Linked DNA regions of Homo sapiens: all the other regions are linked to region 1. A link is a contact called in ENCODE Hi-C or POLR2A ChIA-PET data. All regions are on one chromosome and are shown on one strand. Each heading gives the region's core, a stretch centred on a gene start or an enhancer-like site at or near the end of the contact. The rest is flanking DNA. Distances are from core to core; before and after follow the strand shown.

The links. Hi-C counts contacts between places; a loop is a spot of excess contacts on that map. ChIA-PET counts read pairs that join two places held with the same protein, here RNA polymerase II (POLR2A). Pooled maps may share reads with other maps.
Region 2: a map of CD8-positive, alpha-beta T cell shows a loop between it and region 1 (36-fold over the local background). The contact joins the promoter of SERINC1 here to the promoter of RWDD1 in region 1. A Hi-C loop is called at or near these places in 2 of 168 maps with a recorded cell type or tissue (CD4-positive, alpha-beta memory T cell and CD8-positive, alpha-beta T cell), 1 of 37 single-sample maps with no recorded cell type and 10 of 50 pooled maps. POLR2A ChIA-PET finds 5 or more read pairs at or near these places in 1 of 52 experiments (CD4-positive, alpha-beta T cell).
Region 3: a loop to region 1 is called in a map of B cell, with 26 times the contacts of the local background. The contact joins the promoter of CDK19 here to the promoter of RWDD1 in region 1. A Hi-C loop is called at or near these places in 3 of 168 maps with a recorded cell type or tissue (B cell and CD8-positive, alpha-beta T cell) and 6 of 50 pooled maps. POLR2A ChIA-PET finds 5 or more read pairs at or near these places in 1 of 52 experiments (CD4-positive, alpha-beta T cell).
Region 4: a loop to region 1 is called in a map of naive thymus-derived CD4-positive, alpha-beta T cell, with 12 times the contacts of the local background. The contact joins the promoter of AMD1 here to the promoter of RWDD1 in region 1. A Hi-C loop is called at or near these places in 1 of 168 maps with a recorded cell type or tissue (naive thymus-derived CD4-positive, alpha-beta T cell) and 13 of 50 pooled maps. POLR2A ChIA-PET finds 5 or more read pairs at or near these places in 2 of 52 experiments (activated CD4-positive, alpha-beta T cell and activated T-cell).

The regions. Positions count from the first base shown.
Region 1 is chr6:116,570,227-116,572,786 of GRCh38, reverse strand. It overlaps RWDD1 (RWD domain containing 1), which reads right to left and starts at 1,283. Exons shown (of 7, transcript NM_015952.4): 1 at 1,132-1,283. The coding sequence starts at 1,204. RefSeq lists enhancers at 1,029-1,128, 1,349-1,678, 1,709-1,888 and a silencer at 1,229-1,308.
Region 2 is chr6:122,470,533-122,473,092 of GRCh38, reverse strand. It overlaps SERINC1 (serine incorporator 1), which reads left to right and starts at 1,286. Exons shown (of 10, transcript NM_020755.4): 1 at 1,286-1,394. The coding sequence starts at 1,356. It also overlaps a transcript of PKIB not described here. RefSeq lists enhancers at 1,127-1,186, 1,237-1,636.
Region 3 is chr6:110,814,203-110,816,762 of GRCh38, reverse strand. CDK19 (cyclin dependent kinase 19) reads left to right here and starts at 1,294. Exons shown (of 13, transcript NM_015076.5): 1 at 1,294-1,754. The coding sequence starts at 1,627. It also overlaps a transcript of AMD1 not described here. RefSeq lists enhancers at 994-1,073, 1,647-2,199, 2,434-2,543 and a silencer at 1,714-2,023.
Region 4 is chr6:110,873,510-110,876,069 of GRCh38, reverse strand. AMD1 (adenosylmethionine decarboxylase 1) reads right to left here and starts at 1,285. Exons shown (of 9, transcript NM_001634.6): 1 at 855-1,285. The coding sequence starts at 964. RefSeq lists enhancers at 1-147, 148-863 and silencers at 111-300, 331-400, 461-710.

The sequences.
Region 1 (2,560 bases), core at 34-2,533:
GCTAAACAATGAAAGGGAGAGGGGTTGGAATTTATAAGTTAAAGTAATATACCTTACACTATAAATTCTGACTATCAACGATAGGCAACACTCAAAGGAAAGGATGGGGAATGTAAATGCACACACCTAGGTTCTACTCACTCATATTGGCTTTATTTGACCGCTTCTCAAATCTCAGAGGAGCCATATTGATATAGTTATGTAGCATTTTTATAATCATCCGAAGCATGGCTTAATAGAGAAATCTCGTCCTCTAAATTATACCTAATGAACTTCTCATTATAATATTTTACATTAGCCCAACCTACCAAGTAATCTTCTGCTCTCTCAATCTCAGCTGGAGCTGAATCCCAAGTCCCATATGTCTGGAAAGTGAAAGAACAGGCAAGCGTTCTGGACGTATAACTCAGTACCAGCCCTGCCGCTAACTCGCTGGCGGACAGTACAGAGCAAGCCACTTAGCTTTCCTGAACCCCCATGACCTTGGCTTGGAGCAGGAGCCCCAGGATAGATGATGTTTAATCTCCCTTCCAATCTAACAACCTATGAATTTATAGCAGAACGGAAATTTGGGCCACATTATCCATTAGGCATTCTGCTGAATGCCAGATTTTTTTTTTTTTCATAAGAAAAGAAACCCGACAGACTTCAGGGACTATGCTACTCTCAAAACCGATTTGAGTAACTGAAAACAGCACTCTGAATCCTATAAACTAAAACAGCATCGTATGAAAAACAGTTTCTACCTTAATAAAGCTAAAAATGTGAAAACTAACATTCTTGCGGCTGTGGAAAAACGAATCGCACTTGGAGTATTTTTTCTCTTAATGTATTATAAATCTCAGGTTGCTGTAGGTTACACAGAAACCAAAGTAATCCCGACTCAATTTTCAGGCCTGACACCCTCCAACATCACCCGGACTTTTAGATTTCCGGGAACAAGCAGAGAAGGAGAAAAAGTCACTGGGTTGCTGGTAAGTGACTGAAGAACTTGAGGAGTGGAGGGCAAGGTGGCCGCGCGGCCTCAAGGTCCCCTTCTCCACCCCAACCTATGAGGCCCAGAGCTGCGGCAGCTCCTGCCCGTCCTACTCCACCTCGGGGCGGCTACAGGCTTGCGGCCGCGGGAGTCACCTGTGAAGGAGTCAGGGTAGATGGACTCCAGGGCCTCCAGCTCGTTGCGCTGCTCCTCGCCGTAATCTGTCATCGTGGCCCTTGCTCTTGCCCATAGATCGCCCAGACACCTAGGCGGCGCGCAGCAGCCCAGACAGCTGCCGCGCCGGGAGAGCGGGCGGCGGCCAGGCGGGCGCAGGCGCAGAGTCCCCGGCTGGAAGGCCCAGGGCCCAAAGCCAGACCCGGCTTGCTTAACTGCAGCTCCGCGCCGGCCTCCGCCTGCTCCCTACTTCCACGTTCGACTCGTTCTGCCTGGCCAGGGGGCACTGATTTGCTGCCTGTCCCACACTCGCTCGGGACTTGCTGGGACGGTGCGCGCGGTCTGGCATTCGCCAAGGACACCTACAGCCGGCTCCTGGGCTTTGCAGGGCCTGAGCCTTAGAAGCCTCTCAGCGCTGCATCCTCGCTCGATGAGTCTGGGCTGAAAGGCCGGCATCGCGCGTCAGTGAAGGATAGTGTCGCTGGTGGCCGGGCTGGGGCGAGGGGCGTCCGATGCCTTCACCTTTTCTGGTTTCCGGTTTGACGCCGTGGCGTAGGTGCTGCGGGCTTGCAACCTAGTGTGGACTGGTGGGGCTCAGGAGATTTCTGAGCTTCTCGAACTCCGTATTGCTTGGCGTCCTACGGGAGTTGGACGAGAGGCTGGGACCAGTGTAGATTCCACTGGGCAGGGGAGCAAAAGCTCTGCACTGCCTTGAATGAGTATGGAAGGGTCGGTCTAACTGCTTAATAAGTCGGGGTGGATCCAGGAGGGAGAAATAGACCGGAGGTCCGGCTTCTCGGTTCAGATCTTTAGGCTTAACTTCTGATTTTGTGAAATGAACGCAGCTGGACGTATGATAGATCTCAAGATGTCTGTGATTGTGTATTTGTGAATTGATGAAAGGAATGTAGATCTCAGTAATAACAATTATCATATGCAATGTAAAAATTGCAGTACCCCGAGAAATGTTGAGAACCTTTAATTTGGTAATACGACTTCCAAGAATAAACTTGAGCAAGTAGCATGCATCTGTGATCTCCAAAATCATTGCAGCAATTACAAAGAAAATTTTCAAAGAACCATGATGGCAAAAGCTAAGAAAATGGCTAAATAAACATGGTTAGCTTTATGAAAATGATATTAAAAACTATGGTAACAATAATAAAGGATCCCATGTTCCTTTATTATATTATTGCGCTAAGTCGAAAAATGGAAAATTTTAAGAAAATACTCAAAAGCTGTTGCCCACTTTTCTGTATTTTTCTTTGTTTTGATTTCTCTGTATTAAAGCTGGTTTCACTGGTATAGTGGGAGGAACACTTTTTAAATGAAAGATTCCTAATGATGAAGCCCCTGAAGCACCAGAAGGCACCTTGATCTTTTATTGAGGAGTGCTGCTTACCTATAGCA
Region 2 (2,560 bases), core at 37-2,536, 5.9 Mb before region 1:
GCAGCCCAGGCTGGAGTGCAGTGGCCCAATCTCGGCTCACTGCAACCTCTGCCTCCCGGGTTCAAGCAGTTCTCCTGCCTCGCCTCCCGAGTAGCTGGGATTACATGCGCGTGCCACCATGCCCGGCTAATTTTTTGTATTTTTAGTAGAGATGGGGTTTCACCATGCTGGCCAGGCTGGTCTTGAACTCCTGGCCTTGTGACCCGCCTGCCTCAGCCTCCCAAAGTTCTGGGATTACAAGCATTTCCACAATTCTTTAAACCTTATGGATGCTCTATTATAATACTTTGCTTTAAGAGTGGTCTACAAAACCACAGATAAGGCAAAGAAGAATAAAGCAAGATTGTCCCTTAGTGGTTACAATAACTAGGAGTAGGGATTCTGACATTCTTCCAGATTCTTAGGTGTTTACCCCACCTCGACCCATGCAATTTTTGTAGATTTTACAACACTTTCTTATTATTAGTTATGGGAATGACTATTTCAAGTTTGAGCTGTTTCCCAGAATATTTTCAAGAACAAATAACTCTAAAAAAATAACTGGAACTTTTATAGGAATGCATTCCCTGCAGATGTGCATCATCACCTAATATGCAAGGGTTCCACATGCCTCAACAGCTCATGACATTCGAAATCAATGTTTGAGTTTGATAATGTCTTATCTAACTAATTAAAAATAATTTTAACGTGCAAATTTCTTGTAACATCTTAATAGCATAAGAAATTAAAATATAAGTCAATAGCAAACAGAAATGATACAGAGAAACTGAAGCACACAGATGAATATAAATATCCCAATAAAACTTGTTCCGGGCAGCGGGCTGCAGGAATACGTTGCAAACGCAAGAGCAAAACAGGATGCAAACGTGGGAAAAATGGGAAATAAGTGGAGTTAGGACGGACAAAGACTGAGAAAGAGGAAGCAATCCCCTAAAAAGCAGAGAGGTTCCTCAGATGAAGGAGGGCAAAACGTCAACCACCACCTCAGCTCTGTTCTCTACTAATGCCCAAATGCAAGTGCATGGTAGGTAAAGGTGGGTTTTGCTCACACCGTTTTCTTAATTTGGCAAACTACGGTCAGATCCACATTAGCCGTTAAGTTTCCAGCCAGCAGTCCTTGAGAAATTCTCCAGGAAAGAAGACAGCCGTGTCGTCTAGTGACGCGCATGCGCAGTCTCAGCGCTGCGCGCTCCGTGTTTTATCCTACCCAGGCCTGGAAGGAAGTGACGCGAGGCTGAGGGGCGGGTTGCGCTGTGCGTCCGGAAGTGTCTCGCAGATAGTAAATAATCTCGGAAAGGCGAGAAAGAAGCTGTCTCCATCTTGTCTGTATCCGCTGCTCTTGTGACGTTGTGGAGATGGGGAGCGTCCTGGGGCTGTGCTCCATGGCGAGCTGGGTAAGGTGCTTTTTGCGGCCTCTGGGGTGCTAGTGTGAGAGACCAAAGAGAAGGCGATCCGAGCCGGGGCTGGGTGAGCCCGGCGGGAATGTGGTGCCCCACCCAACAGGGAGTGCCCTCTCTGTCCCCGTTTTCTTCCCGTCTCCTCTCGTCACTCAGACTCAGCTTCAGAGCTTTGGGTCTTGCGAAGAACTGATCACTGGCCGTAAGGTTTAGTGGCGATGGGAAGATGACTCAAATTGAGGAAGAGAACTAGAATAGGGCCCCTCCCCCACCCCTGCTTCGTGAACGCTGTCTCCCATTCTTTGAGGTCCCTTTTCGTGGTTTTGTTTGTATCTGCGCAGGCCATCTCTACAAAGGTCTTTGCCCCTTTCCTTCGGTGGGGTACCCACTCTGTTGTCATCTCTTTCCTGGCGACCTCAGACTGCCGCACTGTCGTTCCTGGATTCATGTCGCCCTCTTTGTTCAGTGGCGCAGATTATGATTAAAAAGTGCCTGTCGTCATTTGGAACCGCCTGGCAGTAATGCTAATGTAGTAATATTGTTTTTGAAACAAATAGTCATAGCTCTGCCGTAACTGTTTGAAGTGTCAATTTCAGATTTCAACTTAAAATTGAAATTTCAGATGACACACGCATGCCTTGTGCCTAATGACAATTTTGTCTTTAGGCACAAAACATGCGTGTGTCATCTGAAATTTCATGCTTAATTAGCTGTACATTGCATTTTCATTAAAGAGTTGTTAGAGTAAAACTATTTTCAGTATAGTGGCAAGACTTTGGTCCGTGTGGCACAAATTTCAGTTTATTTAAGATAATCTCTGCCCCCTCCAAAATAGTAGGCAAAACATTGGCAGTGCAGTTAATAAAGATATTTGTAATTTTAGGCGAGGTATTTGGACTCAAATCACTTTTCTTTAGTCTGGAATTTGTTAATTCTGTTTCTAACAATTGCTTTTCTGACTTCCCAAATGATTCCGTTATATATACTCTTAAAGGTTTTGATATGTCTTGAACTAAAAATGTTGAATTTTAATCAAATAATAATGTGGGGATTGTTACTCCAGCCAGTCTGTTCTTTTGATTATATGGTATTTCTTCTTGCACGGAAGCCTGGAATATTTTATCTCAAGATATTAGAGAGTTTAATTATTGACTTTTATACAA
Region 3 (2,560 bases), core at 45-2,544, 5.8 Mb after region 1:
AGTGGGGTTTGGGGCTTCCAGGAGTGGTGGAGACAAGTTAAGAGAGGATAAGAGGAAAAAATGTCTAAGGTGAATAAAGGTTGACTTTTATGCAGATAAAAGTATCTCAGATGATACAAGTTGACTAGCAGCAGCTCTCTTTCTGGTAAGATTCCTTTAATTACGAAAATTTCCTTTAGAAATGTAAATTTCTCTTTACAAAGGAAGAGTTATTCTTTATTTTAGGCAGTAGTGGGATAAGTGAAGCATTTTCCTGTGTTGGCTGGATCTTAATTTATTTTGCTAAAAGACATCAATATGCCAGAGTGGCGTATTTTGGGGTGGCATATTCTGGACTCCTTCAGTTATAATTTGGGGTAGTGTGTCCTGAGCCCCAACACAATGAAATCAATCAACGTTCACCCTAACTAAAGGGGCTTTCTTAAACATTCTAGAACCTCACATCATGCATAGACCATAAAAAATCCTTTACAATTCAACCCAAAGGATCGTAAACGCGGCTTCCTCCAGGCACTTTTAATTGTCCTTAGACAGATGGCCAAAGCCTGGTTATGGGAACCGCATATGCTAAGAGAAAGCTGACTACAGCGCCAAGAAAATGATGATTGGCTGCTGGGGCTCAGAAGTTGCATGTTCTCCTCTGGCCAAGGCAGGCTCTAGGAAACTGCTGAAGGTTCAGTTTTTGAAATACGGTTTTTGCATCGTAAAGAAAAAAGATCAACCTATCAGGAAGAACCGAGCACATCCAATCACCAATCAAGAGCGGGAAAGAAGCCAAAGCCTGGGGATACCCACGCACCAACGAGGACGTCATTCTCCAGCCCCCGCCAATGAGCAGCGGGACGGGGGGCGGGGCAATAGGCGGACCCACTGCCCTAGAAAAGAAACAAGCTGCGGTACAACTGTCCTCACCAGCCCTCGCCTCCCGAGTCACTGCAGCCAACCCTTCAGCAAGGTGCTGATTTAATGCTTTCCATACTCTCTGCGTGGGGCTAGTTACAGTGAAGTATCCCCTTCCCACTAGAGTAAGGCACTTCTTTCCAGTGTCTCCCCGAGAACCGCAGAAAGCACACTGGAACTTCGAGCTTTCTACCTTCACAGGAACCGGGAGCCGTGCGCTACCTGAGGGGGAGGGGCGGCCCTGGTACGCAGGCGCGCATGCTTTGTGGGGGCGAGGCTGTGGTGGCCCGAGGTAACCTGGGAGCTGTATTTCTTACGCCGGCAAAACCGCCCAGGCCGCTGAGGCCTTCGCGACTTCATTTCCCAGGAGCCTCCGCGACCATGGGGCGGGCCAGTGAGTTCGCTAATGAGCTCGAGGAAGCCACGGCGCGGCCCACCAGGTTCCAAAACAAGGAAATGAAGGAGGGAGGCGGGACTGGGGGTGCCTGCGGGAGCCGCCGCCGCCGTCGCGGAGGAGGAGGAGGAAGAGGTGGAGGAGGTGGCTGCTGTGGCCGCCGAGGAGTCCCTTGCTGAAGGCGGACCGCGGAGCGGCGGGCGGCGGGCGGCGCGCGCGCGCGCGCGAGAGGCGGCTGTTGGAGAAGTGGAGCGGCGGTCGCGGGGGGAGGAGGAGGAGGGACTGAGCGGCGGCGGCCCCCGCGTCCCGTGCCTCTATGGGGGAAGCAGACAATGGATTATGATTTCAAGGCGAAGCTGGCGGCGGAGCGGGAGCGGGTGGAGGATTTGTTTGAGTACGAAGGGTGCAAAGTGGGACGCGGCACCTACGGTCACGTCTACAAGGCGAGGCGGAAAGATGGGTAAGAGCAGGGGCGGGAGGAGTAGGCTCGCTCGGGTCCTCGCCCTGCCCGCGACCTGGCGGGATGGGTGGGTCGGATCCCAGTCGGGCCGTGCCCGAGGGGCGAGGCGGAGGGGGTCGCGGGGTTGCGTCCGGACACCGACTCCGAGGGGCGCCCGTTCCGCCCGCCTCCCCCGCGCGGCCCCGTCGCGTACCTCGAACTCCCGCGGCGCAGCCCGGTCCGAGGCGTCGGTCCCGTCCCAGAGGGGCGCCCTCCGAGTGCTCGGAGACGGCGGGGGGACTCGAGTTGGGACCGCGGTGGAGGAGGAGTTTGTGGGGTCTAGTCTCTTGGGGGAACGCAGCGGGCAGGCAGAGCTCCGCTGCGGAGTTGCCGCTCCGGCCCTGGGTAGTGACGGTCGTTGTGGAACTTCCAATCGGCTGAGCGCCTCGCGGGGGCGGCGGTTTGAAACCTCGCCGGGGAGCCTGTCGGGCGAACGCGGCCTGGGGTCCTCGCCAGCCCCACGGCTCTGACCCGCTGGGCACCGCCGCCCCCAGCAGCGATCTCCGCCCTTCGGGCTGGCCGGCCCGTTGGCTTCTCTATGCAGTCCTCCCATCCCTGTTGTATGCCCGGCGTCCCGGGTTTCTCATTCTCACATTCTGAATTGCGTACCTTCCCCCTTCGAAGGAGACCTGATGGGCTAGCTGCGTTTCGCAAGCGGCAACTTAAGAGTTGGCTGAATTCTCTGCTACCCACCCTTTACCTTGCAGCCCCTTGGGTATCTTGGGTATTATGTCCTCCACTCCATCCTCTGCCAGATGACTGTGGGC
Region 4 (2,560 bases), core at 36-2,535, 5.7 Mb after region 1:
TTAGAGGCATTATGTCCTGGGGCAGGCGGGCCTCCCTCCACCCGCACCTCTCCCGCCCCGCTCCGCCGGCTCCGTAGCAGGTTACACAACCCAAGGTCAAGAGATTGGGGAGCAGCCCCCAGCGGCCTCAGCGGCCGTGTCGAGGGCGGCCCCGGGGACTGCGCCGTCTGCCCAGCCGCCCCGAAAAGGCTCTGGCGCAGAGCATGTTAGGGGAGCGGTGGGGCCCCGCCACTGCGACATAACTGCTCCCGCCCAATCCCCGCCGCCCGAACGCCACATGCTGCCCGCGGCCGCCGCGGGTGGGAGGCCTCTTCGCCAGCCCCTCAGACAAGGCCGGGAGGGCCCCTCCTATCCGCGCCCGAGGCAAGAACAAGCGCCGCTCCCGCCCTCCATTCCCCGAAGCCGGCACGCCCGAATTAGCGCCTGACTAAGCCCGCCGAGCCACACCTGCCGGAGGCAACCCGCGCAGGCGCCCCCGACCCCCACCTGGGGCCCCTGCCGCCAACTACTACGGAGGGAAATGTCGGGAGGCGCGGGCCGCAAAACCACCCCGGGCCGCGCCGCCCGCCGCCCAGCGCGGGACGTTACCTGAGCACGCGGCCGCGCCGGCCTCCTCCCCTCCCCCAGGGCAATGCCAGGCGCGGCAACCACGGCGGGAGAAGCCGGCTCCGGCCCGCGTGGACATGGCCGCTCTCCCCCAAACCGCGCACCTTCCAAGGCCGCCGAAGCGACCCCAGGCCGCAGACTTGCCCCCAACTGAAAGCTGAGGGAACTCGGGCTCCACCCGTGGCTGGTGCCTCGGCGGCGGCGACAGCCCCCAGGCCCGGATGTCAGCGAGCGCCCCGGGGACCCACCTTGGGATAGTGCGAAGATCCCCAGATCCTTGGTTTGCGTCGGGCTGCTGCCGGGAGAACCAAACCTCCAGCAGCTTCTCGGTCCCTTCGAAAAAATGTGCAGCTTCCATCACCGTGAGACTAGCGAACAACCAACAACCACAGAAAATCAACTAAATTAAACCTCTTCTCCCGCCGCTGCCGCCGCCGCTGCGGATTGTTCCAGCTGTGTTACTAAAGTTCAGGTTCCTTTTTTTTTTTGCTATAATTTTATATTAACTTTTTTTAAAAAAAGGACTAATAAAATTTTCCCGGCTTTGTGTGAGCGAAAGTTGAACGTGAGTCTTTTGGAAATAGAGGCAGATACAGTTCAGTCTCTTGTATTCCGCTGCTTTCCCGTTAGAGAGAGTAGAGCGAGCGCTAGCTAATGTCGCCGGCCATACTGTGTAAGCGAGAGCGCTGCGTGAGCACCGCCCTTATATATCCCGGCTCCCCCCAAAAGACCAGGAAGTGACGCATCGTCCCACCTCCACGGCCTATAGCTGCTGCCGCCTGTCAATCACTCGCGGCCGAGTGGCGGCTGGCTGGCCGAGGGCCTGGCGGAGAGCGCGGGGAGCTGCCCACTGCGCTGCGGCTCGGGCTCTGGCCGGCTCCTGAGTGGGAGTTGGTGCTGTGATGTCCAGCTGGGGACTAGAAACCTCGGATCGAACGCAGAGTGGGTGGGGAGAGCGGGAACGGAATGAGGAAAGGCTGTGCAGAGCTGTTTAGAAAAAAAAAATGATTAGCAGAAAACATGGGTGGGTCCTTAGGGGTGTTGGCGGGGTTCAGCGGGGACGGTGGCCAGCGCTGGGTTGGCGTGGTGGTTTTGATCTTGTGCAGTTCACCGCGACTGCTGAGGTACTTGGCCATTCTTAAAAGTGTGTTTTCCCAAGGCGAACGCAGCCAGGCGTTAAAACTAAACATTTGTCCGTGACGCGCACGTTGCCAGGGGTCGAATTAGAAGGCGCTTTAATTCTGCTCACGCCTTGGCTGATGTGCGAATGAAAGCAGTCCTCGGCTGGTTTATACAATAGCCAGAAGCATTGTCTTCCTATTTCAGAAGAGAAAAGCAACGTGGCGCCCAGCCTTGGAGGGCCCCGGCTTTACCCACCTCCCACCGTGTGGCTCGCCATGCCTCCGAATTGGCTGAGCACAGCAGCCTCCGGGAAGCACTGGCAGCTCCGTTGCTCCATTAGCTCAACTGGTGGGAATTTATTCAGCAAAACTACTTCTAGAAACTGAATGTGTTAAATATAATCTGAACTTATTTGATCATGTTTTTCTTTGAATTTTATCAAGCTGATGTATTAATTGATGGAGGTTCTCCTTACCCCCCAAAATTTACAGTGCTATCTTCCCATGTGCTTAAGAAGGATTTACCTGGAAATTAATAAAACAGGGATTCCAGAGCTATCACTGGTGGTAACTTAAATAACTATCAGTCTAATATTTTATAAGTGTTAAGTATAAAATAGTCGTCAAGCCATGGTCAAACAGTTTAACCTCAGATGGCAAAACTGGTAACAAAGTTATTACTTTTACTTGGGAATATGGGAGGAAAAAAACCCAAGCTGACATAAAAATTGCTATTGTCACAAGACAAAAGGACTTTTCGCTATCATCCTTAGAAAAAAACTTTCCCCAAAGTGAAATAAGATGATGTCAACATGAAAAATCCACTGAAAAAG